Linked DNA regions of Homo sapiens: region 2 is linked to region 1. A link is an interaction called in ENCODE POLR2A ChIA-PET data of the cell type or tissue named here. Cell type or tissue: A673. All regions are shown on one strand. Links, peaks and the distances in the headings refer to the core of each region. The heading gives the core; the rest is flanking DNA.

Region 1 (16,149 bases), core at 4,458-12,457:
CTCCTAAAGTGCTGGGATTACAGGTGTGAGCCACTGCACCTAGCCGGCAGTAGGGTTTTTGCAGATGTAATTAGTGAAGGGCCTCAAGATGAAATAATCCCGAAATTAGAGTGGGACCTGTATCCAATGACTGATGTCCTTATAGGAAGGGGAGCGGACATAGAGAGACACAGGGAGAAGATAGCCCCTTGAACATGGAGGCAGAAGTTGGGGTGTTGCAGCCACGAGCCAGGGAACGCCTGGGGCCACCAGAAGCTGGAAGAGGCAAGGACAGATTTCCTCCAGAGCATGGCCCTGCTGATACCTTGATTTTGGGCTTCTACCCTGCAGAACTGCGGGAGAACACATTTCTGTTGCTTTAGGCACTTGGTGATACTGTGTTTCTGCAGCCCTAGGAAACTAATGCACCTCCTAAGCATCACTGGTTTCTTAGGAATATTTGCATTGGGGTGCAGGCATGAGAGAGGCCTCATCAGGAAGACTGGCCATTCTATAGACCTTCCTTAAGCCCTGGAGAGGTGGGTGGTCTTACCAGGAACTCAAAGGAGCTCTAAGATCCCAGAGGAGGTCCCTGAGAACGAATGAACAAATGAATGAATGAAAGGGCCCAAGGCCGAGTGCGGAGGCTCGGGCCTGTAATCCCAGCACTTTGGGAGGCCGAGGCGGGCGGATCACTTGAGGTCAGGAGTTGGAGACCAGCCTGGCTAGCATGGCGAAACCCCATCTCTACTAAAAATTACAAAATTTAGCTGGGCGTGGTGGCACACATCTGTAATCCCAGCTGCTGGGGAGGCCAAGGCAGAGAATTGCCTGAACCTGGGAGGCGGAGGTTGCAGTGAGCGGAGATCTCGACACTGCACTCCATCCTGGGCGGCAGAGCGAGACTCTGTCTCAAAAAAAGAAAAAAAGAAAAAAAAAGAAGAGAAAAGAAAAAAGAAAAACAAAGATCCTAAGACAGGGCTGTGTCTGACCTTCAGGTCACTCAATAGCCCTAGCCATGAACGTTGTAATTGACCCTCTGCAGCACATAGACCTCTAGTCAGTGCAGCCACCATCATTCCGCTGTGTGCCTTCTAAGCTGTTCTGGGTTGTAAGATCTTTGTTAGAATTTGGATAAAGAGAACAGAGTTCTAAGTGACTTTTTTTTTTTTTTTTTTTCTGAGACAGAGTCTCGCTCTATCGCCCAGGCTGGAGTGCAGTGGTGTGATCTCCGCTACTGCAACCTCTGCCTCCTGGGTTCAAGAGATTCTCCTGCCTCAGCCTCCCCAGTAGCTGGGATTACAGGCACCTGTCACCATGCCTGGCTAATTTTTGTATTTTTAGTACAGACAGGGTTTCACCATGTTGGCCAAGCTGGTCTTGAACTCCTGGCCTCAAGTAATCTGCCTGCCTCGGCCTCCTAAAGTGTTGGGATTACAGGCGTGAGCCACCGTGCCCAGCTGGGCCTAAGTGACTTTCTAATGCACAGAATGTGTGAATTTTAGAATATGATCTTTTACCATCCAGTTTTCTGGACTCAGAAGTAACTTTTCCTTCCTCTCTTTTAAATGTTCATTAGGTCAAATTAGAACTGAAGAAGCAACCCTGAGGTATAATACTCTGCCCCAGCAACAAAAAGCAGTACTGCTGCTGACTTACGGCTACTATTCTGAGTTGAAAGTGCTGAAAAGAAAACTCCAGGCCATGCGCATTTAATTTGATTGTAATCCTGCCAGAGATCCACCTGCTTTGCTCCCATCCGTTTCCCTTGGCCTGTCCTGTAGAAAGGGACTGCAATTGAGCACTTTTTTAAATTAAAAAAATGACCTGCACTCTCCACAAAATACAGGTCCAAATGGCAGTAGCTTATTGGTCATCAGTTTCTCCTAGGAAACCTGGGCCACAAGTTTCTGGTTGGTTTCGGACACACAGTAGGTGCTGAATTAATTAAAGGTGTTTCTTTAATTCAGCCCAGAAGCATCTGATTTGCTTAGGAAATTGATTAGGCATATATTACCTGGATGATGTCAATTTCTATGTAACCATTTCTCTCCTGTGTAATTGATGAGCCTCCTAATGTTGATTTTATTTTATTTTACCAAGCACTGTATTTAGTTAATAAAAAATACAGAATAGGATTCAAAACAGCTGTGTTTGCTATTGGCATGGCCGTCACCCTCCTAATACCTGTGCATGTCATAATAGACTACATTTGCAGAAACAAAAGGTTAGGAATAAAAAGATGACTTTTGTCCCTCCAGCTGCCAGTGACAACCCACAGCCTCAGCTTATGGTATTTATTTAATCTTGTATCTGTGATAGGGCTCTGAGACACTTCTGTGAAGCAGATGTTTGAAGATCTGACAATTATGGAAGAAAATTTCTCATAGAAAAAGATATGTTCTCCAGCCTTGGGCGGGGGCCTGACATTACTCTTCCACATTTCACTCATTCATTTATTGAAAAATGAAAAATTATATATATTTATAATATACCAGGTGATATTTTGATATGTGAATACATTGTTGAATTATTATGTTAAGCTAATTAACATATCTCTCACCTTACATACTTATTTTTTGTTGATGAGATGGACATTTCTTTTTTAAGTATGCTTAAATGTGTTCACGGATTGTGTGAAATTTTTGGCATCCCGTTTCTTGATATACCACCTTTTGCCACATTTCTTGTTTATATAGTATGTATCTCAGCCGGTGATGAATCAAGGAAAAAGATAAAGAAAAACAAACAAACAAACAAAAAAGCAAACAAACAAGTTAAAACAAACCCAAAACCTTCTTTCCCAGTAGGCAGTAATTTGGGATGTAAAATGTATGAGGTAGGCAGGAGGAAGATGAAAAGTCTGTCTGAAATGAGAACTGTCTGTTGGCTTAATTCAGGTGATCACAGATTGTCTGTAGCCTTGAGCAAAGCCTAGAGAATAGTGAGGCTAGTAAAACACTAGCCCTTGGGCTCAAAATTTAAGATGGCACCAAAAAACTAAAAATCAGGGTAAATAATATTTTGATGCAATATTTTTAAAAAATAAAAATTAATGCACAATACTCTACAATGAACAAAATATCAAAATGCTAAAGACAGGCTCTAACCCCGCACTGGCAAACGCAACCTCACTTGTCTCCTTCTAATCCTGGCCTTGACCCCTAATAACAAAAAGTAAGATCATCTAGACCTCAAAAGGAAAAGTTGCTAGTCCCTCTAAGCCTTCGTTTGCTCTGGGTTTGAATCCAAACTCTGTTATGACCAACTTAGTGAAATCAGGCAAATTACTCAACCTCTGTAACTTCCTTTTGAAAAATGGAGATGTTTTCTCTTGCAAGACTTTTTATTTATTTATTTATTTATTTATTTATTTATTTATTTATTTATTTATTTGAGACAGGGTCTCACTCCATTGCCCAGGCTGGAGTGCAGTGGTGCCATCATGGCTCACTGCAGTCTCTACCTCTCCAAGCTTGGGTAATCCTCCCACCTTAGTCTCCCAAGTAGCTGGGACTACAGGCATGCACCGTCATGCCTGGCTGATTTTTTTTTTGAAAAAAAATTTTTTTTATAGGGATAGGGGTCTTGCCATGTTACCCAGGCTGGTCTCTTAACTCCTGGGCTCAAGAAATCTGCCCACCTCAGCCTCCCAAAGTGCTAGGATTACAGACGTGAGCCATCACGCCTAACCTCTTGCAGGACTTTTGGGGTGGTTTAAAAATTACGCCTGTGTAGCACTGGGAACATTATGACACCCAATAAATACCAAATAAACAACAGCTTTAAATATTATAATTCATAATGATTCACAGAGTATTAAGATCCCCAGGCGATGCAACCAGGTAGTACCTAAGTGTATCAGTCTTGGGTGCATCTGTCAGGGTTAACCTGGCTTTGTTTTTAACTTTACAGGACATATCAGAGTATAGCTATTGTGCCTGTGCTTTGAACACTCAAACATCCGCTCAACTGCTAAGTAACTGATTTCCTGTTTAGTCACAGCTCCTTGTCTGGGACCAGCCACTGGCAGCAAATTGTCATCTTCTGTATCTCCCTCTCAAAGCAACTCAGCCTTCTGAAGACGTGTAGAAGTTAGGTCTCGCAGGCTTGTATTTATTAAGCCCCCCCCCGCCACCCATCAGTCCCCAGTTATTTTGAGTGTCTCAAACGCATTTCCCACACCTGATGATTCATCTGAGGACGACTCACCCTTGTTGTCACTGACACTGTCCACAGCCCAGAGCTCAGCCTCTGATTTGCTCGGCAGAGATGGGGCTATGTACATATCGTGTGAGACGGAAGCTAACATAAGCAGAGGAGAAATCACGGAAGCAAAGTGAAGTGGGAATCCAGTTAATACTTGGAACAGAAAACTGGAAAGCAGCTCATTCATTCTCTCCGATTGTAAAAGGCGGATGGAAACAACACTTTTGTCAGCCTTTCTTCTAATCCGATCACAGCTGTAAAGACCATAAAGCCAAGCCCCGACGTCAATTATTCTTCTCCCTGTTCCTAAGAATGTGAAATTAGATGGGGAAAAGTGACAGAAGAGTGTCACTAAAATAACTTATTACACTTTGAGGGTCTTAGTCGTCATTAATAGTTGTTACTTTTTGAATATTCATCAGTGCGCCCTGCTGTTCGGCAAGAGAGGCTGTATGAAGTAGGAACTGCACACGCCTGGCTTCAGTCATGTATGCCTTGGATTTAAGCTCTTCTTTTCCACTTAATTAGTTAACAGGAACTTACTGAGCTGGGTGCAAAATGATACAGAAGAATAGGAGAATGGGATTGTAACCCCTGAAGCGTTTGTGATTTAGTTGAGTAGAATAAACTCTGCTGAGCCCAAGCTGAGCCTCAGCCTCATGCACCTGCTGTATTTCCACATTCTTTCATTTCTGCCCCAGAAATGTTGCTTGAATCTGGTTTCTCCTCTTTAACCATCTAAACTTTTACTATTGCTTTAGGACTGCCTCTCCTCATTTATTGCTATGTTGATTGCACTGCCCTGCCAAACCATATTGGAGCTGGATCAGGGGAAAATAAGCATATATATATATATATATATATATATATATATATATATATATATGCATGAAAATATCCTCCCATATTGTGGACCAAGTGGAAAAGTTAATGAAGCTCTACAATGAAAAAAAAAGTTGACTATGAGTAAAGTCTCATGTTGTCCAATCTGTAATCCTATTATTGTCAACCCTCGTAAGCCCGCCCAGTGGATGAGGTGGTGGGAGATGACGAGGGTGGGATGGGCATTCTGCAGCCAGTGGGGAAGAAGGCAGGGCCCTAAAACAAACAAGAACAAGCATATCTTTATTTAGAATTTGGATGTATTTTCATCGTGAATTTCCTTTGCATTCATTTTGATTAAAAAAAAATGCATTATGGCTGGGCGTGGTGGCTCACGCCTGTAATCCCAGCATATTGGGAGGCTGAGGCAAGTGGATCACTTGAGCCCAGGAGTTTGAGACCAGCCTGGCCAACGTGGCAAAACCCTGTCTCTACCAAAAATACAAAAATATATATATATATTAGCTAGGCATGGTGGTGTGCACCTGTAGTCCCAGCTACTTTGGAGGATGAGGCAGGAGAATTGCTTGAACCAGGAGACGAAGGGTTGCAGTGAGCTGGGATTGCATCACTGCACTACAGCCTGGGCAACAGAGCAAGACTCTGTCCCAGAAAAACTAAAAAAAATGCATTAAAATAATATTTATCTGTATTGCTGAGGTTTGAGGCACCCTCTTAAATTTTACACCTAGGCAATACCTCCAGCTCTCACACTAATCCAGGCTCTGGTCTATTACAAAAGTCCCCGCGGGCTCTGACCTACACAGCTGCCAGTTACCTTCCTAACAGACGACCAGTGATCATGTCACTTTCTTGTTAATCCAGACTGCTGGGAGCGAAAATTCAGCCCCCTCGGTTTGGCGTTGAAGCCCCTTTACAATCTGGCCCCCACCTAACCCACCAGGGCGCCTGCCCTGTCTGGCCCTGTTCCCACCTCTCTTGCCTCATCAAACTTCTGCCAGACTGCACCTTTGTCCATGCTCTGCTGTCTGCCTGAATTGTGCCCCTGTCTCCTGAATTGTGTCTCCAAGCCCCTTCACCTAAAATATTCCTGTTAGCTCTCAAGTTTCACCTCAGATATCCCTGACTGGCTGGGCAGACTTCTTAGACTCTCGCAAGCAGGCTTCTTTGTTCTGTTTTCCCATAGGAAATTGTTCGTTTCCACTCAATTCATATCTTGGTGGTTGCATTCATTTTTCGACTGTGATTTATCTGTTTACCGGTGTCCCTAGTTCCACTGCCAGCTCCTTGAGGCGAGCAACCGGGGCTTTTCATGTCTAATGAATAAATGAATACAATTTGACACAGTGAAAAAGGCAGGAACAGCAACCATAAAAAATCCATGAAAAACAAAAGCACAGAGGACAATAGGCAGAGAGGACACTGGTCTTTTTTTTTTTTTTTTTTGAGGGGGAATTCTCACTCTTTTGACCAGGCTGGAGTGAAGTGGTGTGATCTTGGCTCACTGCAACCTCTGCCCCCAGGGTTCAAGCGATTCTCCTGCCTCAGCCTCCTGAGTAGTTGGAATTACAGGCGTCTGCCACCACGCCTGGCTAATTTTTGTATTTCTAGTAGAGACGGGGTTTTGCCATGTTGGCCAGGCTGGTCTCGAACTCCTGACCTCAGGTGATCTGCCTGCCTCAGCCTCCCAAAGTGCTGGGATTACAGGCGTGAGTCACTGCGCCCGGCCGACACTGGTCTTAAAATCAGGAGAACCTGGATTTGGCTTTTGGTCTTGTCATTAGCCAGCTTTACAACTCTGTCATTATTTTCAGATTTTTTACTATGGAAACTTTAAAATTGTAGCAAAAATAGAACAGCCTGATGAACCCACATGTACCCATCATCCAACTAGAACAATGTGGGTTCATCAGGTTTCTTGTCATACTGCCCCGCTCTGCTACCCCCATCCCTGGATTGTTTGGAAGCAAATCCTAGACCTTACTGTCACTTCACATATAATTATTAAAGGAAGAACATGAACATTGTAATTGATTGCAAACTCACCATGAACCTGGTGGAAAGAAGAGATCACAATAGGCCGAGATCACGGGGAAGCTCTTGGAAGCAAGTTATGAAGGAGGAATACGGATTTTGGCAGAGAAAGTCTGTAAGTAGGAAGCTGTAAATCATGTGTCCAACATGTGGTGAGCAGATTGTTTTATCTGGAGTGGGGACTGGGTGGCGGAGGGGGGTGAGCAGAGGAAAATCTAGGCCTGGGACAGAGAGGCAGCCTTTGGGCAATGGGACAGACTGGAGACTCTTTTAGTTTTATGTAATGCAAGGGCTAAGGAAAAAACTTTGCCTTTGTCCCCTGAAGGTTTGCTGAAAAATCAACTGACAAAAAGCAGATTAATAGAAGAGAAGGCTGGCCAGGCGCGGTGGCCCACGCCTGTAATCCCAGCACTTTGGGAAGTTGAGGCAGGAGGATCGCCCAAGGTCAGGAGTTCGAGATCAGCCTGGCCAACATGGTGAAACCCTGTCTCTACTAAAAATACAAAAATTAGCCGAGCGTGGTGGCATGTGCCTGTAATCCCAGCTACTCGGGAGGCTGAGGCAGGAGAATCTCTTGAACCCAGGAGGCGGAGGTTGCAGTGAGCCAAGATCGCACCACTGCACTCCAGCCTGGGCGACAGAGCGAGACTCGGTCTCAAAAAAAAAGAAGGCAAGGTATATAAGTGTATTAGTGTGCGCTGTGGGAGGAGGGAGGAACACAGAGTGATTACCCATATCCTAGTGGGGTACAGATGTTTATATGTCTTGTTTTTTTTAGGGGAAAAGGAGATGGGGAAGTGTGGATGATTTTAGGGAGGTAACAGATGATTTTTAGGGGAATTCAATGAGCTTGAAGAACATACAATGGCTTGGGACAAAGTCTGTTTGGGCAGACAATGGTTTGTGACAAAAATCTTTCCAGGTGTGTTGACCGACTTCAGTGTTTTGCCCTGTGATATGGGTTCAGTTAATGAAAACTCAGGGAGGGAATGGATCAGAGGTGATTGTTTTCTTTTTTGCCAGGTCTAGACGTTAGGCAGATAAGGGAACTCCAGAGAATAACTTTTATTCTGTGTTTTGGGAGGACAGAAATGATGGGAAAGGGAGGAAGATCAGAGATACATTGAGGCTTCTTCCTCAATTCAGCATGTCAAAGCGCCATATTTTGGGATACCGCTTTCTGAGCCCCAACAGTAACTAGGTATTATTTTGAAGGGTTGCATTCACACTTGTGACATGGAGTAAAGGCCAGTGGTAATATTTCTGTAGAGCGCTTTAGTTCTGTCTCTCAATGTACTTTCCTTGTTAACTAATTTCTCCTTTAGTAGCAAAAGGAATTGTGACAGGTGCATTTAAAGAAACTGTTACCTGCACCAACTACCAGGCATTCGTTAGTTGGGGAGAAATGAGAACTCATGTTTTCCATACTCAGCCCTACCCCAAGATGACCTGGCAACTGTACATTTTATCCCACTGGGTTTAATCCTTATTATGAATAACAGAGCGAAACTTTGTTATTCATGGGAGTGGATTTCTCCTGCTGAGAGAATTAGCGGCAATCTCATTCAGGAAGCTGCCTTCTGATGCAATGAGGTCTTTTGAACTGTGCATAAATAGAGGCCATTCTTTAGGCATTTGGAGCATAGGGCTTAAATTGCTCCAGAAGTTCCAATCAGACTCTAGGTATCTTTGGCTGTTTTTTTTGTATTTTTTTTGGTTTTTTTTGAGACAGAATCTCACTCTGTCGCCCAGGCTGGAGTGCAGTGGCACAATCTCGGCTCACTGCAACCTCTGCCTCCCGGGTTCAGGCAATTCTCCTGCCTCAGCCTCCCAAGTAGCTGGGATTACAGGCGTGCGCCACCATGCCCAGCTAATTTTTGTATTTTTGGTACAGACGGGGTTTCACCATGTTGGCCAGGATGGTCTCGATCTCTTGACTTCATGATCCACCCGCCTCGGCCTCCCAAAGTGCTAGGATTACAGGCGTGAGCCACCACACCCAGCCTTCTTTGACTGATTCTTCTCTGTGTGCGCATGTCCTGAGGTCACAAGTGGTAGTGTGCTCCGTATTGGTTTCTTGACCTGCCTCTTCAGGACTTTCTAAAATTAAGGTACAACCGATTCTTTTGCTGCAGTCCTTTCTGCCTAAAGAAGGAAGAAATTCTTCTGTTTTCAGAAAAAAAAAAAGGAAAATAAAAGAATATGCCAGCTTCACCAGGATAACCCACAGACATTGAGCATTAGGAGTATGGTACAAAAATAATTTCTTTCCTCATTAAGGTTTTTTTTTTTTTAATTTATGCTACGAGAAATAGAACAGAGTGAGCCTATTGTTGTCTTGCCATCCCAGAATCTCTTAGGAGGACAAAGAGAGATACTTTAGTGTTTGTAAAGGGAGGGTTGACTATTTGTGCAGGTTTCAAAACTCCTGCACCCCAAGTCCCCAGCAGAATAAGCCTCTCTGGGTCCATTGAATGGTGGGTTTTTGAATGGTGGATCTGGGGCCTTGTATGGCAGATGCACCTGACAGCCATAACCGAAGCACATCCTAAGAATGACCCTAAGGTTGGCCAGGCGTGGTGGCTCACGCCTGTAATCCCAGCACTTTGGGAGGCCGAGGTGGGTGGATTACTTGAGGTCAGGACTTTGAGACCAGCTTGGGCAACATGGTGAAACCCCATCTCTACTAAAAATACAAAAATTAGCCAAGTATGGTGGCGGGCACCTGTAATCGCAGCTACTGGGGAGGCTGAGGCAGGAGAATCGCTTGAACCCAGGAGGTGGAGGTTGCAGTAAGCCAAGATTGTGCCACTGCACTCCAGCCTGGGCCATAGAGTGAGACTCTGTCTCAAAAAAAAAAAAAAAAAAAAAAAAAAAGAATGACCCTAGGATCTAAGAAGAATGTGTGTTTGGACTTCCAAGCTAAGGAATCGGAGAGTGGCCAACCTGGAGATTCACTCCTTATCTATGACAGACATCCGAACCCCTAGCTCGTTCCTTGGAATGCAGGCCACCTAGGGGATGGAGGCCCTTTGCTTTGGGTTAAATGGAGGTTGCTAGGTGGGAGGGTGCTAAGTGAAAAACACAATATAAACTGCATGCTTAGTACAAACAGCAGTGGTTCTCCTGTCCAGCCTGCTGCCCCTGGAATGCCCCTTATGTAAGTCCTCAATAAACCCTGTCTCCCTCACTAGCTCCGGGTCTCTCTCTCTTTTTTAATGGAGTCTCCCAGGCTGGAGTGCAGTGGTACAATTATAGCTGACTACAGGCATGTACCACCACGCCCAGATAATTTTAAAATTTTTTTGTAGAGGCAGGGGTCTCACCATCTTGCCCAGGCTGTTCTCAAACTCCTGGGCCCAAGTGATCCTCCCACCTCAGACTCCCAAAGTGCTGGGATTTCAGGCCTGAGCCACCACGCCCATCCTGGGTCTCTTTTTTGGTGCCTCGGACATGGTGCCATCCCTGCTTGGAGTCAGCAGAGGTCTTACGCGACAGTCCTTGGAATGGTGGAAGCCTGTTTTGTTGTCTTTGATACTATGAAGGGACAAACCCCTGCTTTGAAGGTGTTTATTTCCTGAAATTTTTACCTGGGATCCCAGCTATCTCTTTCTTTCTTTCTTTCTCTCTCTGTCTCTGGGATCCCAGCTATCTCTTTCTTTCTTTCTTTCTCTCTCTGTCTCTCTCTTTCTTTCTCCTTCCTTCCTTCCTTCTTTCTTTCTTTCAGATGGGGTCTTGCTCTGTCGCCCAGGCTGGAGTGCAGTGGTGCGATCTCAGCTTACTGCAACCTCCACCTCCCAGGTTCCAGCGATTCTCCTGCTTCAGCCTCCGGAGTAGCTGGGATTAAAGGCGCACACCACCACACCAGGCTAATGTTGGTATTTTTAGTAGAGACAGGGGTTTCTCCATGCTGGTCAGGCTGGTGTCGAACTTCTGACCTCAGGTGATCCGCCCGCCTTGGCCTCCCAAAGTGCTGGGATTACAGGCATGAGCCACTGCGCCCGGCTGCATGACTTTTCTATAAAGCCTTATTTTAAATGATTTTGGGGGCTTAATTTAGGTGTTTTCATTTGCTTTTGGTCACAGTCTTTATGTGTCACTGAGTGTGTGGATGTGGGGGTTCTTCTACCCAGAGGAAAGTGATTTGATCACCTGGAACCAGGTGCTCTGAGAACTGGGGCAGCTTCCCTGACTTGCAGGAGAGGGTGCAGAGACTTCTTCGCTGGCATGTAGCTGCAGCCTAGAAAACCGCTTGGTGGTCCTCGTTCATGAACCTGCCGTTGGGGGTGCTTCATGCTTTATCTTGGTCTCTACCTTGATTAATCTCACCTCCGTTTCTCCGCTCCACTGGACCATTCTCTAGAACCCCTCTAGAACCACTGGACCATTCTCTTCTGTCAGAGTCCAGTGCTTCCAGTCTTTCCTGTGGGCTCTTATCTTCTGGTGCAAAGTTCTTTCTCACCTTCCACAGTCAAAATCACCATACTTACCTAGGCCATACTTACTAGGCTGGAGAGGCAGGTACATCAATCTTTCTTGTTTATTTGTTTGTTTGTTTGAGATGGGGTCTTGCTCTGTCACCCAGGCTGGAGTGCAGTGGCACGATCTCCTCCGCCTCCCGGGTTCAAGTGGTTCTCCTGCCTCAGCCTCCCCAGTAGCTGGGATAACAGTTGCATGCAACCATGCCTGGCTAATTTTTGTATTTTTAATAGAGACGGGGTTTTGCCATGTTGGCCGAACTGCTCTCGAACTCCTGACCTCAGGCAATCCTCCCGCCTCGGCCTCCCAAAATGCTGGGATTATAGGCATGAGCCAGCATGCTCAGCCAGGTACATTGATCTTCTAAGTATTTATTGTTCTGCTCCTTATTCAGTGCTAACATTTTTATTTTCTTATTCTTTTTCCCTGTCACTTGAAGATCGTCACCCAAGCAATAAATCCATTTGGTTGTACTTATTTAATTTTCTCTGACTTTCTAAGGAGTGACACAGCAAAGTGCCTTATCTTGCATTTCTTTCCTTTTCCGTGTTCTAGTTGGAAAGGCTCAGAGTTTGGGAGAAGTTAAACGTGACTCAGAGAATTGCTTTTGATGGTGGTGCCGATACACACATCTTTTGAAGCTTAGATTGGGTATTGTCAATTTAATTTGGAGTCTATCAGCCTGTAGTGTTCTAATCACCTATTTTGAAGCCTTGCTGACGACCCGAGATTCCTTGTTAAACTGCCACTGGAATAAGCATAACACTTTTCATTAAAGGAAAAAGAAAATGTTACTTAAAGTAATAGGCACACCCTTTTATTTTCTTGACAGATAGCAAAGAAAAAAATCTTCTGTCTTTACCTTGACAAGACATGTACCATTGCTGGGAGGTTTTGCTTGTATGAGAACTTCAACGTTAGAATCTAGACATCTCGGAGAATTGAAACTCAACAAGTTTCTCTGTTTTGGGGTGGAGAAAAAGGACAAAAAGTTGTCATATACAGCTAGCTGTCCAAACAGTCAAATACGAAAGCTAATTTATCTTTTAAAAGGTTAATTCTTTGATGCCTCTATCACAGTTAGTGTTAAAATGAAAGCATTGGAAACAAACTCTTTTTCTGTTAGCTCAGATTTTAAAAAAATTCTTTTTGCAGAGATGGGGGTCTCACTATGTTGCTCAGGCTGGTCTTGAACTCTTGGCCTCAAGCGATCCTTCTGCCTTGGCCTCCCAAAATGTTGGAATTACAGGGGTGAGCCACTGAGCCAGATTTTGAATATTTTAATTACTTAACTGCTTGTCTGTCTGGCAATGAGATAAGCGCAGTAGCCAGTGATTACCAACAGTTAAACAGAAGAACAAGTCACATAAACAACACTTATACTTCCTGTAAACCCAATTAAAACCACATTTCAGGTTTGCTCTTATGATTTAGAAGTAAATTTAGAATCAGTTTCATGAATCTTGCAGTATTTTTCAAATTAATGTCTTTAGGCATTTGGACAATGGGCTGTGTGAATGCAAACTGCGTTTTCTTCAATTGCTATCAATTAGAGACAGTTAAGAACTCAACTGATGAAGAAATAGCCACCTGAAAGTGAGCCCACAGGCAAGTCACAGGCCCCTCTTCCTCCTGAAGGTGCACGGGAGACTTCGTTAAAAAAAAAAAAGCTGTAGTAAAATACGTATAAGATAAAAATTTACCATTTTAAGTTTCTTTTTTTTGAAGACGAAGCCTTGCTCTGTCACCCAGGCTGGAGTGCAGTGGTGTGATCACAATTCACTGCAGCCTCACCCTCTCCGGCTCAAGCGATCCTCCCACCTCAGCCTCTCGAGTAGCTGGGACTACAGGCGCACACCACCGTGCCCACTAATTTGTTGTAGTTTTAGTAGAGACGAGATTTTCGCTGTGTTGCCCAGGCTGGTCTCAAATTCCTGGGCTCAAGTGATCCACCCGCATCAGACTCCCAGAGTGCTGGGAAGGTGTGAGCCACCATGCTCGGCCCATTTTAAGCATTGTAAATTGTACAATTTAGTGGCATTAAGTATTTTCACAATGCTGGGCAACCATCATCACTGTTCACTTTCAGAACTTTTTCATCATTCCAAATAGAAATTCCACCCATTAAACACTAACTCCCCAATGTCCCCTTCCCCCACCCTCTGGTAACCTTTATCCTATGTTCTGCCTCTATGAATTGGCCTATTCTAGGTACCTCATAAAAGTAGAATCAATATTATGTGTTCTTCTGTATCTGGCGTCTTTTTCTTAGCATGTTTTCAAGGTTCAGCTGTAGCCCATATCAGAATCTAATTTCTTTTCCTTTTTTTGAGACAGAGTTTCACTCTTGTCACTCAGGCTGGAGTGCAGTGGCACGATCTTGGCTCACTGCAACTTCCGCCTCCTGGGTTCAAGCAATTCTCCTGCCTCAGCCTCCTGAGTAGCTGGGACTACACGCGCGCGCCATCACACCCAGCTAATATTTGTATTTTTAGTAGAGACGGGGTTTTGCCATGTTGACCAGGCTGGTCTCGATCTCCTGACCTCAGGTGATCCACCCACCTTGGCCTCCCAGACTGCTAAGATTACAGGTGTGAGCCACCGTGCCTGGCTAAAAATTCTTTTTTGCACATGATAAACTCACCTATCTTAAGTGTAAAATGAATAAGTTTCAGTAAAACAACAAAAGCTCTTAAGTTTTAGTAAATCCATACATCTGTGCAGCCATCACCGCAGTCCAGTTTTAGAACTTTCCATTCCCCCCTAAACATCCTCCTTGCCTGTTTGTGGTCAGTTCTTGCTCTTACCCTGATCCCCGGCAACTAGTGATGTGATTTACGTCTCTATAGTTTTGTCTTTTCTAGTAATTTCGTATAAAAATTATACAACATGTAGTCCTTTGAGACTGACCTTTTTTTTTTTTGTTTTGTTTTTTTTTGAGACAGAGTCTCGCTCTGTCGCCCAGGCTGGAGTGCAGTGGCGCGATCTCGGCTCACTGCAATCTCCGCCTCCCGGGTTCATGCCATTCTCCTGCCTCAGCCTCCAGGGTAGCGGGCACTACAGGTGCCCACATCACGCCTGGCTAATTTTTGTATTTTTAGTAGAGATGGAGTTTCACCATGCTAGCCAGGATGGTCTCAATCTCCTGACCTCGTGATCCGCACACCTCGGCCTCCCAAAGTGCTGGGATTACAGGCCTGAGCCACCACGCCTGGCCGAGACTGGCTTCTTTTACTCAACATAAAGTTTTTGAGTTCATTCGTGTTGTTGAATGCATCAGTGGTTGGGTTTTTTTTTTGTTGTTGTTTTTTGAGATAGGGTCTCACTGTGATCACCCAGGCTAGAGTGCAATCACAGTTCACTGCAGCCTCCACCTCCTGGGCTCAAGTGATCCTCCCAACGTCATCCTCCTGAGTAGCTGGGACTACAGGCACATGCCACCACACCTGGCTAATTTTTGTATTTTTGTTTTGTATAGACGGGGGTCTCACTATGTTTCCCAGGCTAGTCTCGAACTCCTGAGCTCAAGCAGTCTGCCTGCCTCAGCCTCCCAAAGTGCTGGGACTACAGGCGGGAGCCATCATGCCTGGCCAATAGCTGGTTCTTGTTTTACTGCTAATAGCATTCCATTATAGGGATGTACCACATTTTGTTTATTCATCACCAGTTGATAGAGATTTGTTTCTAATTCGGGGCTACTGTGAATATTGCTGCTGTGATCATTTGTATACAATTCTTGGATGGACATGTGCTTTCGTTCCTCTTGGGAAGATACTTTAAGGAGTGGAATTGCTGGGGTTTTTTTTTTTTTTTGAGATGGAGTCTCACTCTGTCGCCAGGCTGGAGTCACTGCAACCTCCTCCTCCTGGGTTCAAGTGATTCACCTGCCTCAGCCTCCCAAGTAGCTGGGACTACAGGCGTGCGCCACCACGCCCAGCTAATTTTTGTATTTTTAGTAGAGACAGGGTTTCACCATGTTGGCCAGGATGGTCACGAACTCCTCATGATCCACCCACCTCGGCCTCCCAAAGTGTTGTGATTACAGGCGTGAGCCACTGGGCCTGGCCACTGGGTCTTATATTAAACTTATGTTTAACTTATAAAGAAATTGCCAGGCTGTTTTCCAAAGTAGTTCTTGCATTTTTTTACTCTCACTAGCAACATATGAGCGTTTTGGGTTTGCCACATCCTTGTCAGTACTTGGTATTATCCGTCTTTTGTTTGTAGCGATTCTAATGAGTGTGTGGTGGTATCTCACTGTGGTTTTACTTTGCATTTCCTGTACTCTTTTAAAACTGCTTTCCATTATAGAACATGTTGTGTTGTGCTGTTATATATATAAAGCTTCTGCTCACCTGTGAGCTACTCTGTCTAGCTGATTGATCCAGTATTGTGTCCGGGGGCAGGGTACATGGAAAATGCTTAGGGTTTGTTGAGTGAATGAGCAAACTGATACTTTGTAGGAGTGGCCAATTTTCAAATATTTTAGGTAACAGAAAACAGTGGTGAATCAACTCAAAAGATGAGGTACCAGTCAAATCTCTTCCCTTTTGTCAGTTTCTAAGTAGTATTAAACTTGAGTGAACTAAGTTTTACTTTTTTTTC
Region 2 (16,149 bases), core at 3,106-11,105, 77 kb after region 1:
ATTGTTTCAGGCGAGGGCTTGGAATCACATTTGGAAACATTCAAATCCAAAGGCAGGGACGTTCTGCTTTCCTTTTCATGAAATAACTGTCACATCAGCTGTCAGCTGCAGGAATCTCTCCCACCCACGCATTTTGTGAGTCCAAATTAGGTGGACTAATTAATTGTAATTTTTACTTTCAAGTCTCAAGGACTTTGATGGGCGGCTGTGCTTCCTTTCATGGTTGTGTGCAGGAATTTATGTAGGAGGAAGACCTTCTAGGAGCAGGATTGAGGATCTCAGGCTCTTGGCTTCTGATTTTGTACCCCTGGGTTACTTCCCCTGTGACCTCTCCTCTCTTTGCTCTCCTTGGCTCTGCTCTCTCATCTCTTTGGTAAAAAAGAACTCTTCTTACCATCAACCTGAAACTGTCAGCAACATGCAGGAGTGAGCAGTCACTAAACTTAACTGTGACATTTTCATCCACCTAGCCTTTTTATCTGCATGTCAAACAAGTGGCCAAGGAGATTAATGCCTGAGTGCATGCTGCAGCTAGACGGGCTGGGTTCAAGTCCCAGCTCTACTACTTACTACCTGGGTGACATTGGGCAAGTGACTTAACCTCTGTGTATCAGTTTCCTCATTTGTCAAATAGGGATTTAAAACGCTACCTTCCTCATTGTGTTGTTGTGAGGATTAAATAGTATAAATATTTTAGAACTGTGCTGAACCTATAGAAGCCAGGGCTCTGTATGGCAGCTTTTAAGATGACTCTGTCATGCATCTGCAGGGGTCCTAGTGAGGTAGTGAAGTTTTGCTGTGAGCAAGTAGATTTCCAGAGCTTGCTTGCAGGCAGTGACCTCCCCGTTCTTTCTTGCCATGCTAGTTTCTTTTTTGAGATGGAGTCTAGCTCAGTCGCCCAGGCTGGAGTGCAGTAGCGCCATCTTCACTGCAATCACCTCCCAGGTTCAAGCGATTCTCCCGCCTCAGCCTCCCAAGTAGCTGAGATTACAGGCGCCCGCCACCACGCCTGGTTAATTTTTGTATTTTTAGTAGAGATGGGGTTTTTGCCATGTTGGCCAGGCTGGTCTCAAACTCCTGACCTCAGGTGATCTGTCTGCCAAAGCGCTGAGATTACAGGCATAAGCCACCACGCCCAGCCATGCTAGTTTCTATTCATGCACAGATCAAGCCTAATTTTCCATGTGGCACCCCCCACCAACAACAGTACCCCATGCTGCTCTGTTCCTACCCCTTGCACCCTTTCTGTCAATGCTGTGTAATTAGCACATTTGGACACGATGTCTTAGCTTCTCACTCTGATTGTAATGTGAAGTTCAGCTCTTCATTGTCCTTGAGGCATAATGAAAAGATGCCATGTGGCTGGAGAGCTGCCTGCGATCGTTGTTCAATGGATGATGTGGCCAAGTACATAAAACAGTGACTTGGACAACCACACTTGTCCTTTAGCTTACTCTTGAAGTCACTTATTGCTTTCTTATTGCTTATGGCTTTCTTGTTGCTTTCTTATTGCTTATGGCTTTCTTGTTGCTGTACATAACTTAAAACTATCAAAAGAAAATATGAGATGTTGCAGCTGCTATGGAGGAAAGTCTGACAGTTCCTCAAATGGTCAAACATGTTGTTACCATGTGACCCAGTAATTCCATATCCAAGGGAAATGAAAACATACGTCCTCAAAAGACTCACCCACAAATACTCATAGCAGCATTATTCATAATAGCCACAAGGTGGAAACCACCCAAATGTCCATCAACTGATGAAGGGATAAACAAAATGTGGTATATCCATACAATGGAATATTATTCAGTAATAAAAAGGAAGTACTGATGCATGCTAAACATGAATGAATCTTAAAAACATGTTAAATGAAAGGAGTCAGTGACAAAAGGCCATGTATTGTATGATTCCATTGATATGAATGTTCAGAATGGCCACATCCATAGAAACAGAAGGTAACTTAGTGGTTGCTGGGACTGGGAGGAGAAGAGAATCAGGGATGACTATTAGTGGGTATGGAGTTTCTTTTGGAGATGATGAAAATGTGGAATTGGATAGCGGTGATGATTTCACAACCTTGCAAATATACTAAAAGCCACCGAATTGCATATTTTTTTTAAAAAAGTATGGGAAACATCTATATGCTCAACTACAGAGCTTAAAGTCATCTTTAAGATTACTTTTTCCAGCGTAGCTGTCACCTAAAATAGAATAAAAAGTGACTTGATCTGCAAGGAAAACATGAAAAATGCAAATGGTCAAGAATGGCTTTTTCACCCCAAATTGTTGAATATAAATTATATACATGCAATTCGTAAGTAAACGCTGTAGGACTCGGCTGCCTTCTATGTTGTGATTCTGTAATTTGCTACATTCCTGGATGGGCCATCAAAATAATACTGAAAACAGCTTCTATAACAAATAGAAGTGCTGTTTCAGGTCATGCCTACCACCACTCCTGGGTTCCCTAAGGTACTAATTCATAGCTACCTCTTTGTGGTGCCCTTACAAAGAGTGATTTAACTGTTTGTAAAGGTGTCTGGACCTTTTTGACATTAAAGAGATTTACTGAATTAAACTTATGTTTGCAAACAGAATATTTCCAGGGGATGCCTTCCAGCCCCCTAAGAATTAACCATCTTAGTTTATCAGTGTTTAATCAGGACCCTACTGATTGACTCTTCTGGTTTAAATAAATAATGGGGTTGAAATCTCTACCAGGGCTGTTTCAGTACTTATTTGGAAGAAGGATGTGAAATACCCAAGCTCCACCTAAAATAGGCTTTGCAAGAATAAGTGATCCAAGAGAGAACCTACAGTTGACTTTAAAACATCCTGTAATCATGTCACACCTGTTAGGATGGTGGTTATCAAAAAAACAAACAAACAAACAAAAAAAGGAAAATGATGGGCCAGCCATGGTGGCTCACACCTGTAATCCCAATACTTTGGGAGGCTGAGGCAGGAGGATCAGTTGAGACTAGCCTGGGCAACATTGCAAGACCCATCTCTACAATTTTTTAAATTACCCAGGCATAGTGCCGTGTGCCTGTAGTCCCGGCTACTCCAGATGCTGAAGTGGGAGGATCACTTGAGCCCAGGAGTTTGAGGCTGCAGTGAGCTATTTCACACCACTGCACTGTAGCCTGGGTGACAGAGCAAGACCCTTTCCCTAAAAGTATTTTTAAATGTAAAACAAGTGTTGGTGGAGATGTGGAGAAATCAGAGCCCTCCTGCATTGCTGGTAGGGATGTAAAACTGTGGAAAACAGTTTGGTGGTTACTCAAAAAGTTCAACATAGAATTACCAAATGATTGAGCAATTCCACTTCTAGGTCTGTACTCAAAGTAATTAAAAGCAGAGACTCAGATTCTTGTATACTCATGTTCACAGCAGCATTCTGTTTTTTTTTTTTTTTTTTTTTTTGAGATGATGTCTTGCTCTGTTTCCCAGGCTGGAGTGCAGTGGCACGATCTCAGCTCGCTGCAACTTCCGCCTCCTGGGTTCAAGCAATTCTCCTCCTTCAGCCTCCCAAGTAGCTGGGACTACAGGCGTGCACCACCACACCTGGCTAATTTTTGTATTTTTAGTAGAGATGGGGTTTCACCATGTTGGCCAGGCTGTTCTCGAACTCCTGACCTCAAGTAATCCTCTTGCCTTGGCCTCCCAAAGTGCTGGGATTACAGATGTGAGACACCATGCCCAGGCAGAAGATAGATTTTTTTTAAATGTAGCAATTTCTGGAAATATACCAAACTTACTGTTTTCCCTGTCTTCACTGACGACCTCAGGAGAGCAGGAGTTGACACCCATTTGCTTTCCTCAATCTGCTATCTGCTTCTTTTTACCAAGGAGGAAACACTCTTAGGCCAACTATGGCCTAAGAATGAATGGTGCCTCCCTGCAACCAGCCATACACCCTCTCTGGCTACAAGTGCCATCCATGCCTCTGGAACCTGGAGCTTCTCCTAAGTAGGGTGAGCAAAGATGCTGGAACTTTCCAAGTCTCAATCTACATATACAATCCACATATATAACCCTCTCCCAGCCTTGCTAGGTAGTTACCAGAACCCCAAAACCACTTGCCAAGCCAGTCAGCATTTAGGTAAGCAAAGGAGTCCAGTGACCCTCAAATATCACTGAGATCTTGTTTGTCTAGGCATGAAGTGCCTTGAATAACTCTTTCAAGACATTAAGAACTCCCGCTGTTCAATTGTACCTGAAGCAGCAAGTGCTTCTCTTTGCATTTCCTTTACCCTCTGTTCTCAGAAGGTCTCAAAGATGCTGAAACTAATTGCTGTCATTCCTGAAAGATTTCTGCTTTTAAGTGGTACTGCGGCTTCCCTTGATGCTACCAGCCGTTTTCATTAAGGATTTCATGAAGGGTTGATGGGTGCATTAGGCTTCACAAACAACGGTTCTTTTCATCCTGGAAAGGCCTTGCTACCTTGGTAGTGGATGGACCTCTCTGCTGCGAACATCTCTGTTTATGGGGCTAAGGTTACAGAGATGACAAAGAGGTCACAAGCGGATGGCGCAGGATATGTGTCCTGGGAAAGCTCTATCTTGATTTTCCCTCTTTTTGGTCTTGTGATTGACTGTGGGTTTATGTTCTGTAGTAAACACAAGAGCCTTGATTGCTTACTAAAGGTCAGACTTGTCAGCAAACCTCTCCATTAACTTGAGTTGCGATCGGTTTCACATTTCCTGGCAAATCGTTTGAGAGCTCTGATGAATGCATCAGTTTCCTTCAGTCTTCTGTCTTCAAGGCAGAAACGCTCAAGAAATCCCCCTCTTTGCCAGACACCAAGTGTATCTTGTTTGCAGCTCTGCCTCTAGCATCTACAGGGCTTGGCATACACGTGAAATGCATGTTGAGTGATGAACGGGAGCGCACAGGACTCTTAAGAACCGAGACCGTCCCCACAGCCAACGTATGAAGAAATCCCATGTTCTGCTTCTAGAGCCAACTGCCCTTGTGGTTTCGAGTTGAGTTCTGGCAGTTCCTGTCTTTGCTCTCTTAATCATTCTTCATGGGCTCCCACTAATGGCTAATTTGCTCAGCTTGTCATTTATAAATACAAGGACATGACACCCACTGCCTTAGCCAGTGCTTATAAAGTAACCTGTAAGTGCTGCATGTTATCATCTCGGCTTTTCAATTTATGAGTCAAGTGAATTCTCGGGGCTAGAACATCACCCCTAAAAGCGAGTCAGTGTTGGAAGAAGCAGCAAAAATATACATGCACTCTTACTTGCATAGACTATGAAGACTATTGTTACTCTCCTGTACTCAGTCAAGTAGATTATGCTCCTCCATGGTCAAGTACCCTTGAGGCGATTTGCACAGTTTTGCAGCAACAGCAGGATAGAGGTTGTGCTGGTACCAGCAGGAAGCATAGCCTGAGCCCTTCCCTTGGATTTCAGTTGCTCTATTTCTATTCAGTTCAGTCCAGAACTTAGGACAGGTTAAGCATCAGCGTCCAATACAGTTTATATTAGTTTGTCACAAAAGGGGGATTTTTTGAATTAAATGTTGATAACCCAGCTTCTTAAATCTTTTTATCAGTTTTTTCATTCCCATACCCTGGCATAATGACACAGGTATTACGTAAACAAGACACCTCCGAGGGCTGCTTATAAAAACTCAAGAGAAAAGATAAATATGTGATGATGCACTGATATCCTGAAATATGAGCTGCAGGTTTGTATTTTCTTTGTGGGATCGGATATTGGTTTTCATGGTTTATTGACCAGGCTGAGAGACATCTGACAAAACACCCAAGAACTTTACACCTTTTTTTTTTGTTATTATTTTTTAACCTTCCTGTCTACATGGAGAAATCTACACATTGAATCACAGGGCCTGGAAGACTGGGGCTTAGCCAGTCATGTTCTTAGCTTGGGCAGAACCCAAATCAGATCCAGCTGTTGGAGGTAAAAATACACGCTGCTTTCCCAAGGAAAAAGCAATTGGAATTGGTCTCACTGTAGAGTTACTCTCGGGCAGAACTTCGGGATAAGGAGCAACTGGAGACGGTCGACTGTGAATGTGATGTTCATGTGACATTCATGTTCATTGAGGAATGTGTTCTCATTGAGACCGGATCAGAACTCATTTGGGTTCAGTTAATGACTCTTTCCTTTCTGCCGGGTCTTTGTCTGCAACATTGGGCACGCAGTCAGTACCTCGTTGTGTGGGAGCATCACCGACAGGAATCCTCCAGAATGGTCATATATTAAAGACCTCTCGGGCTGGGCATGGTGATTCATGCCTGTAATCCCAGTACTTTGGAAGGCCGAGGCAGGTGCATCACCTGAGGTCAGGAGTTCAAGACCAGCCTGGCCAACATGGTGAAACCCTGTCTCTACTAAAAATACAAAAATTAGCCGGGCGTGGTGGCACACGCTTGTAATTCCAGCTACTCAGGAGGTTGAAGCAGAGGAATTGCTTGAACCCAGGAGGTGGAGATTGCAGTGCGCCGAGATCACACCACTGCATTCCAGCCTGGGAGAGAGAGTGAAACTCCATCCCCCACCACCAAAAAAAAAAGACATCTAGGCTTAGGGCACGGCAAACAAAGAACTCCCCTGGCATGGCAGGAATCAGGGAATCTCATGTAACATTCATTGTTTCTCCGGGGAGTCTTTTCATATTTCTCCCGTCTTCTAGGCTCAATACCTTTCAGGAAGCTTCTAAACCAAAGGTTCATCAAATAGAAATAATTTTAAAAATTATTTCATAATAAACTTTAATAATTTTTTCATAATCATAAAGTAATTGTTAGATGGTTTCCTTGAGGCATGAGCCATACTCACTGAAAAATGACAAGTTCTGAGCCTTTTTAATTGTGATCAAATATACATATCATAAAATTTACCATTTTAATCTTTTTTTTTTTTTTGGAAAATGAGGTCTCACTTGCTTGCCCAGGCTGGAGCACAGTGGTATGATCATAGCTCACTGCATTGCACCCTGGACCTCCTGGGCTCAAGCGATCATCCCGCCTCAGCCTCCCGAGTAGCTGGGACTACAGGCGTGTGCCACCATGCCCAGCTGAGTTTTTATTTTTTTGTTTTTTGTAGAGACACCATCTCCCTATGTTGTCCAGGGTGGTCACCAACTCTTGGGCTCAAGCTGTCCTCCCACCTCAGCCTCCCAAAGCACTGGGATTACAGGCATAGACTACCATGCCTGGCCCACTGTAACCAATTTTAAGTGTATATTTCAGTGACATTCAGTACATTCACATTGTTGCAAAACCATCATCACCATCTACCTCCAGAAGCTTTTTTACCATCCTAAACTGAAACGCTGTACCCTAAACACTCCATTACCCACTCTTTCCAGTCCCTGGCAGCTACCATTCGACTTTCTGTCTCTACGAACTTGACACTTCTAGCTGCCTCGTCTAAGTGGAAATTCTCAAGCTTTTTATAATACTTATGGGAAGTAGTCAATCTGACTACCGTCTAATGAAATTTTTACATAAGGAAAAGATAGTTTTGAGCAGATGGTCAGATTTCCTTTGGTTTTGGCATTGTACAAGTATATGGCAGATGCCTCATTCTCTTATACTTTCTGGAACCCGCAGCATAACAGGGATATGAATGAAACAGATCTGCAAGTCACAGTCAGACATGTGGCCAACTAGAAGGAGCAGTGGTGAGGGCAGTTGGTGTACAGGTTTATTATACAATTTATGAAGCATTTTAATTTTTAAGTTTTTTTTTTTTTCTCACTTGATTCTCACCATGTCTTGCGAGGTATTCTATTAGTTCCATTTTAATGATAATAAACTGTGGCTCAGAGAAGTAAATCGTCTAAGGTTACAAAGCTAGTCAATGGTAGAATCAGGACGCTGGCTTCACATTTTCATTTTTAAAACCCCAGTGCTTTCCATCACAGCCCACTGTGAACAATTATCACGTCTCTGGAGGCCCAGGTAATAGCCAGTCCTCAGGAAGGGAGGGCCTCTCCAAATGCAACCCTAATTACTAGTGCTCCACCTCACCAGCTCAGAAATACATGGAAACCGTTTTTTTTTTTTTTTTTTTTTTTAATTGAGACAGAGTCTCTGTCACCAGGCTGGAGCACAGTGGTGCAATCTCTGCTCACTGCAACCTCCGCCTCCCGGGTTCAAGTGATTCTCCTGCCTCAGCCTCCTGAGTACCTGGGATTACAGGTGCCTGCCACCACGCCCGGCTAATTTTTGTATTTTTAGTAGAGATGGGGTTTCACCATCTTGGCCAGGCTAGTCTTGAACTCCTGACCTCGTGATCCACCCTCCTCGGCCTCCCAAAGTGCTGGGATTGCAGGCGTGAGCCACTGCGCCCAGCCTAAATTTTCTAATAGCCACATTTTAAAAAGTGTGTAGAAAGAAACACATAGGCTGGCTCATGGTAGCTTACACCTATAATCCCAAAACTTTGTGAGGCTGTGGCGGGAGGATGGCTTGAGGCTAGGAATTTGAGGCCAGCCTGGGCAACATAGCAAGATACCATCTCTACAGAAAAAATACAAAACTTAGCTGGACGTGGTGGTGCCTGCCTGTAGTCCCAGTGACTCAAGAGGCTGAGGTGGAAGGATCGCTTGAGCACTGGGGGTCAAGGCTGCAATGAGCTACGGTCATACCTCTGCACTCCAGCCTGGATGACAGAGCGAGACCCTGTCTCTAAAAAAATAAGAAAGAAAAGGAAAAAAAAAGGCAAGTGAAGTTAATTTTAAAAATATATTTTAGTTAACCCAGTATACAAAAATATCATTTCAATCAACATAAAAATTATTAATGAACTATTTTGCTTTTTTTTGTAGTAAGTCTTCCAAATCTAGTGTGCATTTTAGACTTAAACAGCACTCCCAAGTCAGACGCTAAATTTTCATTGGCAGTACTTGATCTTTATTTAGATTTCATAAAATTCCCAGTTGAAAAAGTAGATTCACATACCCAAAGTGTTTCAAACATATATGAAGGTTTTCTTTTTTTTTTTTTTTTTTTTTTTTTTTTTTTTGAGACGGAGTCTCGCTCTGTCGCCCAGGCCGGACTGCGGACTGCAGTGGCGCAATCTCGGCTCACTGCAAGCTCCGCTTCCCGGGTTCACGCCATTCTCCTGCCTCAGCCTCCCGAGTAGCTGGGACTACAGGCGCCCGCCACCGCGCCCGGCTAATTTTTTGTATTTTTAGTAGAGACGGGGTTTCACCTTGTTAGCCAGGATGGTCTCGATCTCCTGACCTCATGATCCACCCGCCTCGGCCTCCCAAAGTGCTGGGATTACAGGCATGAGCCACCGCGCCCGGCCGAAGGTTTTCTAATAACTGAATCAAGCACCAGTCTTAAATTTAAATGAATTAAAATGAAAGAAAATTTAAAATTCAATCCCTCTATTCCATGGGCCACACTTCAAAGGCTCAGTGGCCACACATAGCAAATAGCTTTGGTCCTGGGCAGAACAGATCTAGATGAACAGCTGAGGGTGGCCCAGACTGGACCCAGCCGTGGAATAGAACAACGGTCTGCAAACTTATTTCTATAAAGGGCCAGATAATAAATATTTTCAGCCTTGGGGGTTACACAGTCTCTCAAAGTATTCAACTCTGCCATTGTAAATGAAAGCAGCCATAGAATGAATGAGCATCGCTGTGTTCCAATAAAACTTTATTTACAAAGCAGGCATCAGCCTGCATGCTTTGCCAACCATTAGACTAGAACATTTGTCCTAGGGCCTTAGCTGTGCTGTGGGATTACCAGAAAAAGAGACAGCTCTCACCTCTAGCTTTCTGAGATGAGGTTGTCAAAATCTGGACTCACTGGATCTCCTTTCCTGTGTGTAATTAGAATTTTGACACCACTTGGCATGAAGCAACGGTGGGCCAGAGTTCTGCGTCATTTATCCTTCAGGTGCTCTCTGCAGTGGATGGTTTGTGCCTCCTGAAGCAATTGCTTCCCTGTGCTTTGAGGTCCAGCAGAGGTAACAGCGGAGAAAGCTGGAAGAAAGGCTTCAACAAAAGCATTAATGGTGATGTGAAGAATGCAGGAAACTCCCAAGAAAGCCAAATGATATCACTCTCTGCTTTTCCAACATAGCCAGTGTGAGGCAGGAATCACACACGTTTCACAGCTGGGTAAATATGTGATTTCACGTGAAATCAGAGGGACAGGTGTTTCTCTGTGCTTGTTAGGTGATATGGCGTCCGCCCATTTTGATGGTAAAGGCCAAAGTAAATATAAATTCTGTTTCCTGACCTGGGGCCTTGAGGTCCCCAGGCGGGGATTACCACCACCCAATTTGGGAATCTACGTTGCAAAGCCATGGTTCCCGCTGTTCACATTGTGACGTTTGGAAATGGTATTGGGACTAATGGAGGGAAAGAAAGAGGACAGGAAGGGAGGGCATAGAGATTGGTTGGTAGGAAGATGACCCCCACTAGGTGCTTTAGGGTAGGGGGTTATGGAGGCTGGCTTTGCAGAAACTCTGGGACGCAGCAGTTGGGGAAGGGTGAAGTGAAAATCAGTGATAGCTTAGAGCTCTGCTGACCCTAGAACTTTGGATCCAGTATTTCTTCAGGCATGGATGATGTTGAAGGTATTGTTGGCACTCATTTGATAATCCCTTACTGTACTCAGAAGTTTTGGCTTGGGGTTGCCTTTTTAATTCAAGGTTCAAGATTAAATGACTTGGCTGGGTGTGGTGGCTCATGCCTATAATCCCAGCACTTTGGGAGGCTGAGGCGGGAGGATCACCTGAGGTCAGGAGTTCGAGATCAGCCTGGCCAACCTGGTGAAACCCCGTTTCTACTAAAAAAATAACAAAACTTAGCCAGGCATGGTGGTGTGTGCCTGTAATCCCAGCTACTTGGGAGGCTGAGGCAGGAGAATTCCTTGAACCTGGGGGGCAGAGGTTGCAGTGAGCCAAGATTGCACCATTGCACTCCACCTGGGCGACAGAGAGCGAGACTCCATCTCAAAAAAAAAAAAAAAGTTAAATGACTGGATGGTGCCCCATGTAAGAGTTTGCAAAAGTTCAAACTAGTGAAACTGCTGAGCTTCTTCAGTACATTATGCAACTCTGCCTTGCCTCCAATTTTGCAGCTCTATCAAGTGTACAGCGTGGTGTGTGGGGAAAGATCTGCATCCCATGATGTTTTTGACTATGGAGGTAATTATTTGGAGTAGCTGTTCTGATGATAACTCACGGAGGTTCAGTCTGCAGCATGGAACTGTCTCTAGTCATGATTGCCTGTAATGATGATTACCCAAACTCTGGAATTATAACAATAGATTTTACAAAGTTAGAGCATAATTGCTCCACCATTCCTTACATGTGCACAGATTAAACAACTTTGATCTTTCAATCAGATTTTTGTTACTCATCTTCTGCAATAGCAAAGGTCAGAGGCAGTAGCTTTCTGCCACCTCCCTCCCCTCTTTTTAAATCATCACGAGGCCTAGATTTTTAAAGCATTTAACTTGGTAAAGAAATAAGGGCTGAAGTTGTGTGGACTAGAATGAGTACAGGCCTGTGGGGGGTCAGAATCCCAATTCTGACATCTAGAAACTCTGTAACATACAGTCTTCAACCTGTCTGCAACTCAGCTTCCTCGTCTGTCAATACTCACTTGTCTGAATCATTGAGAGATTAGAATGAACATAGGCGGCCGGGTGTAATGGCTCATGCCTGTAATCCCAGCACTTTGGGAGGCCGAGGCGGATGGATCATGAGGTCAGGAGTTCGAGACCAGCCTGGCCAACATGGCGAAACCCCGTCTCTACTAAAAATACAAAAATTAGCTGGGTGTGGTGGTGGGCGCCTGTAACCTCAGCTACTGAGGAGGCTGAGCAGAGAATTTCTTAAACCCAGGAGGTGGAGGTTGCAGTGAGCTGATATCTCGCCACTGCACTCCAGCCTGGGAGACAGAGCGAGACTCCATCTCAAAAACAAAAAAAAGGAATATAGGCTGGGTGCAGTGGCTCACGCCTGTAATCCCAGCACTTTAGGAGGCCAAAGTGGGAGAATTGCTTAAGGCCAGGAGTTGGAGACTAACATAATGAGACCATGTCTGTACAAAAGTAAAAAAATAAAAATTAACTGGGTGTGGTGGCACACTTCTGTAGTCCCAGCTACTCAAGGGGCTGAGGCAGGAGGATTGCTTGAGCCCAGGAAGTCGAGGCTGAGGTGAGCCATGATCATGCCACTGAACTCTAGCCTGGGTGACAGAGTAAGACCCTGCTGCTTTTAATTTTTTAAATTATTTATTTTATTTACTTAGTTTGTTTTTGTTTTTGTTTTTTTGAGACAAAGGCTCCCTCTGTAGCCCAGGCTGGAGTGCAGTGGCGTGATGTCGGCTCACTGCAACCTCCACTTCCTGGGTTCAAGTGATTCTCCTGTCTCTGCCTCCCGATTAGCTGGGATTACAGGCGTGCACCACCACATCCGGCTAATTTTTGTATTTTTAGTAGAGACGGGGTTTTGCCATGTTGGCCAGGCTGGTCTTGAACCCCTGACCTCAGGTGATCCGCCTGCCTCGGCCTCCCAAAGTGCTGGAATTACAGGCATGAGCCGCTGCGCCCAGCCAGACCCTGTCTCTTTTAAAAGAAAGGCAAAAGAAATATAAAGCACTTAATCAGTGCCTTGCACTAATGGGCAATCAATAAAGTGATGCTGTATCATCATCATCAATTCTACGATCAATTCTCAGGCTTTGGAGGCTTTAGAATCTTTCTATGTCTTTGGATGTTGTGGCCTTTATTCAACATACAAGTTTGTTTGGAGCTGGTGGTCAGGGATATGGTATTTTCACTAAGTTAGGGATGGAGCTTTGTAAGAAATCAGTATAAAGGAGGAAAAAAGAAACAAGCGTCCTAAAGACAGAACATTTACAGCTGAGCAAGTGCTGATGGCTGCCTTCACCACGTTCTGCTGCAGCGGTTCTCAGCATTTATGTGCATTTCTGAAAGATTCCCACTCTTTTCTCCCCAGAGTCTGAATGGAGAAGGTCTGGAACAACCTGAGATTCAGCATTTTTAGGAGTGTCTCTGGAGATTTTGAAACACGTGGTTCAAGGACTCTCTGTCTCTTCTCCCTCCCCCAAACGAGAAACTGCTGCTTGTGTCTGAGAGTCAATACGAGATTTAAAAACAGCAACAAAACCACTGCTCCTGGAATGGCCCAGTTCCCATGGCCACGACCAGCAAAGTGGGCCTGATTTCCTTAGGAGGGGAAGAAGTGACGGCTGCAGAGCCCTTGACCATCTCGGTGTCTGGGCTCGAGTGTCCCGCCACCCCCAGCGTCTGCAGGTCACCCCCACACTGACGCCGTCTCAGTGAGCTAATGCCAGTGTCTGCCCCGCGCCGGCTCATTCAGCAGCCACTGGAATGATCAATGAGGCCGGCCGCCCAGCCCTCCACCGGCTGTTGGTGAATCAGCTGCCTCGGCCATTCCCATCTCCACTGAGCAGGAAGCACTCGAGCTGAGCCCAGCCAGGGCTGACTGGCGTCTGGCTAATGGCTTTTCTGTGTCATGCACTGACCTTGATCCCATATGTTTTTCATACGTGAGTGGGTTGGAGTGCCTGAAGATGGTCCAGTGGTGGAAATAGCTCTTCTGCCAAGCCCCTTACCGAGGTCCTGGGCAGTACTTTGGTTTAGAGGTGTCTGCTTCTGAAGCAGGATCGGTGCTTTTGTTTAAATTGAGGTGAAATTCACATAACATAAAATCAACCAGGTTAAAGGGAACAATCAGTGGCATCTAGTGCATTCTCAACGTTGTGCAAAACCACCTCTATCCAAAAACACTTCCATCGCTCCAGAAGGAACCCCTGCACCTGTTGCATGAGTTGACTAGGGCTGCTGTAACAAAGTGCCACAAACTGGGTGGCTTCAACAACAGAAATTTGGGGCCAGGAGCAAGTGGCTCATGCCTGTAATCCCAGCACTTTGGGAGGCTGAGGTGGGTGGATCATTTGAGGTCAGGAGTTCAAGACCAGCCTGGCCAACATGGTGAAACCCCGTCTCTACTAAAAATATAAAAATTAGTCGGGTCGTAGCGGCGTGCGCCTGTAATCCCAGCTGCTTGGGAGGCTGAGGCAGGAGAATCACTTGAGCCTGGTAGGCGGAGGTTGTGGTGAGCCAAGATCGCACCACTGCACTCCAGTCTGGGCGACAGAATGATACCCTGTCTCAAAACAAACAAACAAACAGAAATTTACTGTCTCACAATTCTGGAGGCTAGAAGTTTGAAATCAAAGTGTCAGCAGGCTTGGTTCCTTCTGGAGGCTGTGGGGTGAGGGAAGGATCCGGTTCGGACCTCAACCCTTGGCTTTTTTTTTTTTTTTTTTTTTTTTGAGATGGGGTCTCGCTCTGTCATCCAGACTAGAGAGCAGTGGTGTGATCTCTGCTCACTGCAAGCTCCGCCTCCTGGGTTCACGCCATTCTCCTGCCTCAGACTTCCAAGTAGCTGGACCACAGGCACCCGCCACCACACCTGGCTAATTTTTTTGTATTTTCAGTAGAGGTGGGGATTCACCGTGATCGCCAGGATGGTCTCTATCTCCTGACCTTGTGATCTGCCCACCTCAGCCTCCCAAAGTGCTGGGATTGCAGGCGTGAGCCACTGTGCCTGACCAACCCTTGGCTTTATAGATGGCCATTTTTCTCTCCACATCATCTTCCTCTATGCCTGCCTGTGTCCCTGTCTAAGTTTCCCTTTATTATAAGGACACCAGGCATTTTGGATAAGGGCCTACCCTAATGACCTCATTGTAACATGATTACTTCTGTAAAGACCCTATCTCCAAATAAGGTCACATTCTGGGTTACTAGGGGTCAGGACTTCACAGTATGTATTTTGCGGGGACACAATTCAACCTTTAACAACATTAGGCAGTATCAGTACTTTGTTCCATTCTATGGCTGAATAATATCCCATTGCATGTAAACATTTATTTTTTGAGCCCCAAGTACAAAGCAACTGTCAGTGAAATCTCCACCCCCTGGGTAGTGTGTGCCCATCTGTATAAGGTGGCATATTGATCTCACAGGTAGAGCTCACAAATCTGCAATGTGTAAACTTTTTCTTATTGTCTTCCTCCTTGAAAGAGTGTTAGCCTTTACGAGCAAAAGTCAAAGCAGTACTGGACTAAGGGAAGAGAAGTCAAGCTTCTGATCCTAAAATTAATTTTAAAAATTGATTTCAGGCTGGGCACTGTGGCTCATGCCTGTAATCCCAGCACTTTGAGAGGCTGAAATGGGCAAATTGCTTGAGCCCAGGAGTTCAAGACCAGCCTGGGCAACATGGTGAGACCCTGTCTCTACAAAAAATACAAAAATTAGCTGGGCGTGCTGGTGCGCACCTGTAGTCCCAGCTGCTCAAGAGGCTGAAGTGGGAGGATTGCTTGAGCCTGGGAGGCGGAGGTTGCAATGATCTGAGATCACACCACTGTAGTCCCGCCCGTGTGACAGAGTGAGACCCTGTCTCAAACAAACAAAAAAAAGAGGATTTCATCTTTAAATTTTATTTTTCCTTTTCCTGGTCTTATCCCCAGTGCTGCCCACTTCCTGCAAGCACAGGTGCACACACACAGGTACGTGCACACATACGCTCACGTTAAAAGCGTTTTCATGTGACCGTTCTGGAGAGGGGCGTGGCACAGATAGGAGACACAGTCCTTCGAGAAGACCCAGACGGCAGCTTGCTTCCATTGTCATGGTTACTGGGCTCGGTCCCCAGGGCTGGCTGCAGACCAGAGCCTTTCAGAGCTTCTTCACACTCCCGTCCCTGCTCCTGCCTCAGAATGAAAGAGAAACCTTCGGGCACATGTGTCTTCTCAGCTGTGAAACTAACTGCACTGTTGACTTGTGCATTTCATCTGCCCCCTTAATTTAAAATCTATTTCTGTCTCTTATGCAGACAGACAGGGGACCCGCATCCCTGCAGATTGTTGGGGAATAACCCCGAGTCCTCATTAGTTTGTTGCAGACTCAGGCCCCACTCCCCCATCCCAGAGGCGTCGGTGGTAATGACCCAGGGTCTGTCTCTAGGAAGGATGGCAGCAGGGTCGCATCGTCCTGCGTCCTGACTCTGAGCAGGGTTGTACCTCATGCAAAAGTTGTTTAATTTCCTCCTTCCTCTCTCCCCCTCCCCTCTCTCTTT

Evidence for each region. Peaks named below come from ENCODE experiments on the same cell type or tissue, not always from the same donor. Only the 100,000 strongest peaks of a DNase experiment are listed, where the experiment ranks them.
Region 2: POLR2A ChIA-PET joins it to region 1 with 10 read pairs; 3 of 35 experiments call an interaction of 5 or more read pairs at or near these places.

Annotation. Positions count from the first base shown.
Region 1 is chr17:67,437,175-67,453,323 of GRCh38, forward strand. All of the region lies in intron 1 of PITPNC1 (phosphatidylinositol transfer protein cytoplasmic 1), which reads left to right. LOC124904046 (a long non-coding RNA gene) reads right to left here and starts at 7,157. Exons shown (of 3, transcript XR_007065881.1): 1 at 7,078-7,157; 2 at 6,143-6,347; 3 at 1,146-4,494. RefSeq lists an enhancer at 8,346-8,904. In A673, for the core only: no CTCF peak of the experiment used is centred there; DNase peaks (open chromatin) are centred at 4,497, 6,277, 7,197, 8,627 and 1 weaker place; H3K4me3 peaks cover 483 bases; H3K27ac peaks cover 5,558 bases.
Region 2 is chr17:67,515,769-67,531,917 of GRCh38, forward strand. All of the region lies in intron 1 of PITPNC1 (phosphatidylinositol transfer protein cytoplasmic 1), which reads left to right. Among named protein-coding and RNA genes, the nearest start is that of MIR548D2, 52 kb to the left of the region's middle. RefSeq lists enhancers at 3,410-3,913, 3,914-4,416, 4,417-4,920, 4,921-5,422, 13,305-13,599 and 1 more and a silencer at 13,305-13,599. In A673, for the core only: no CTCF peak of the experiment used is centred there; no DNase peak of the experiment used is centred there.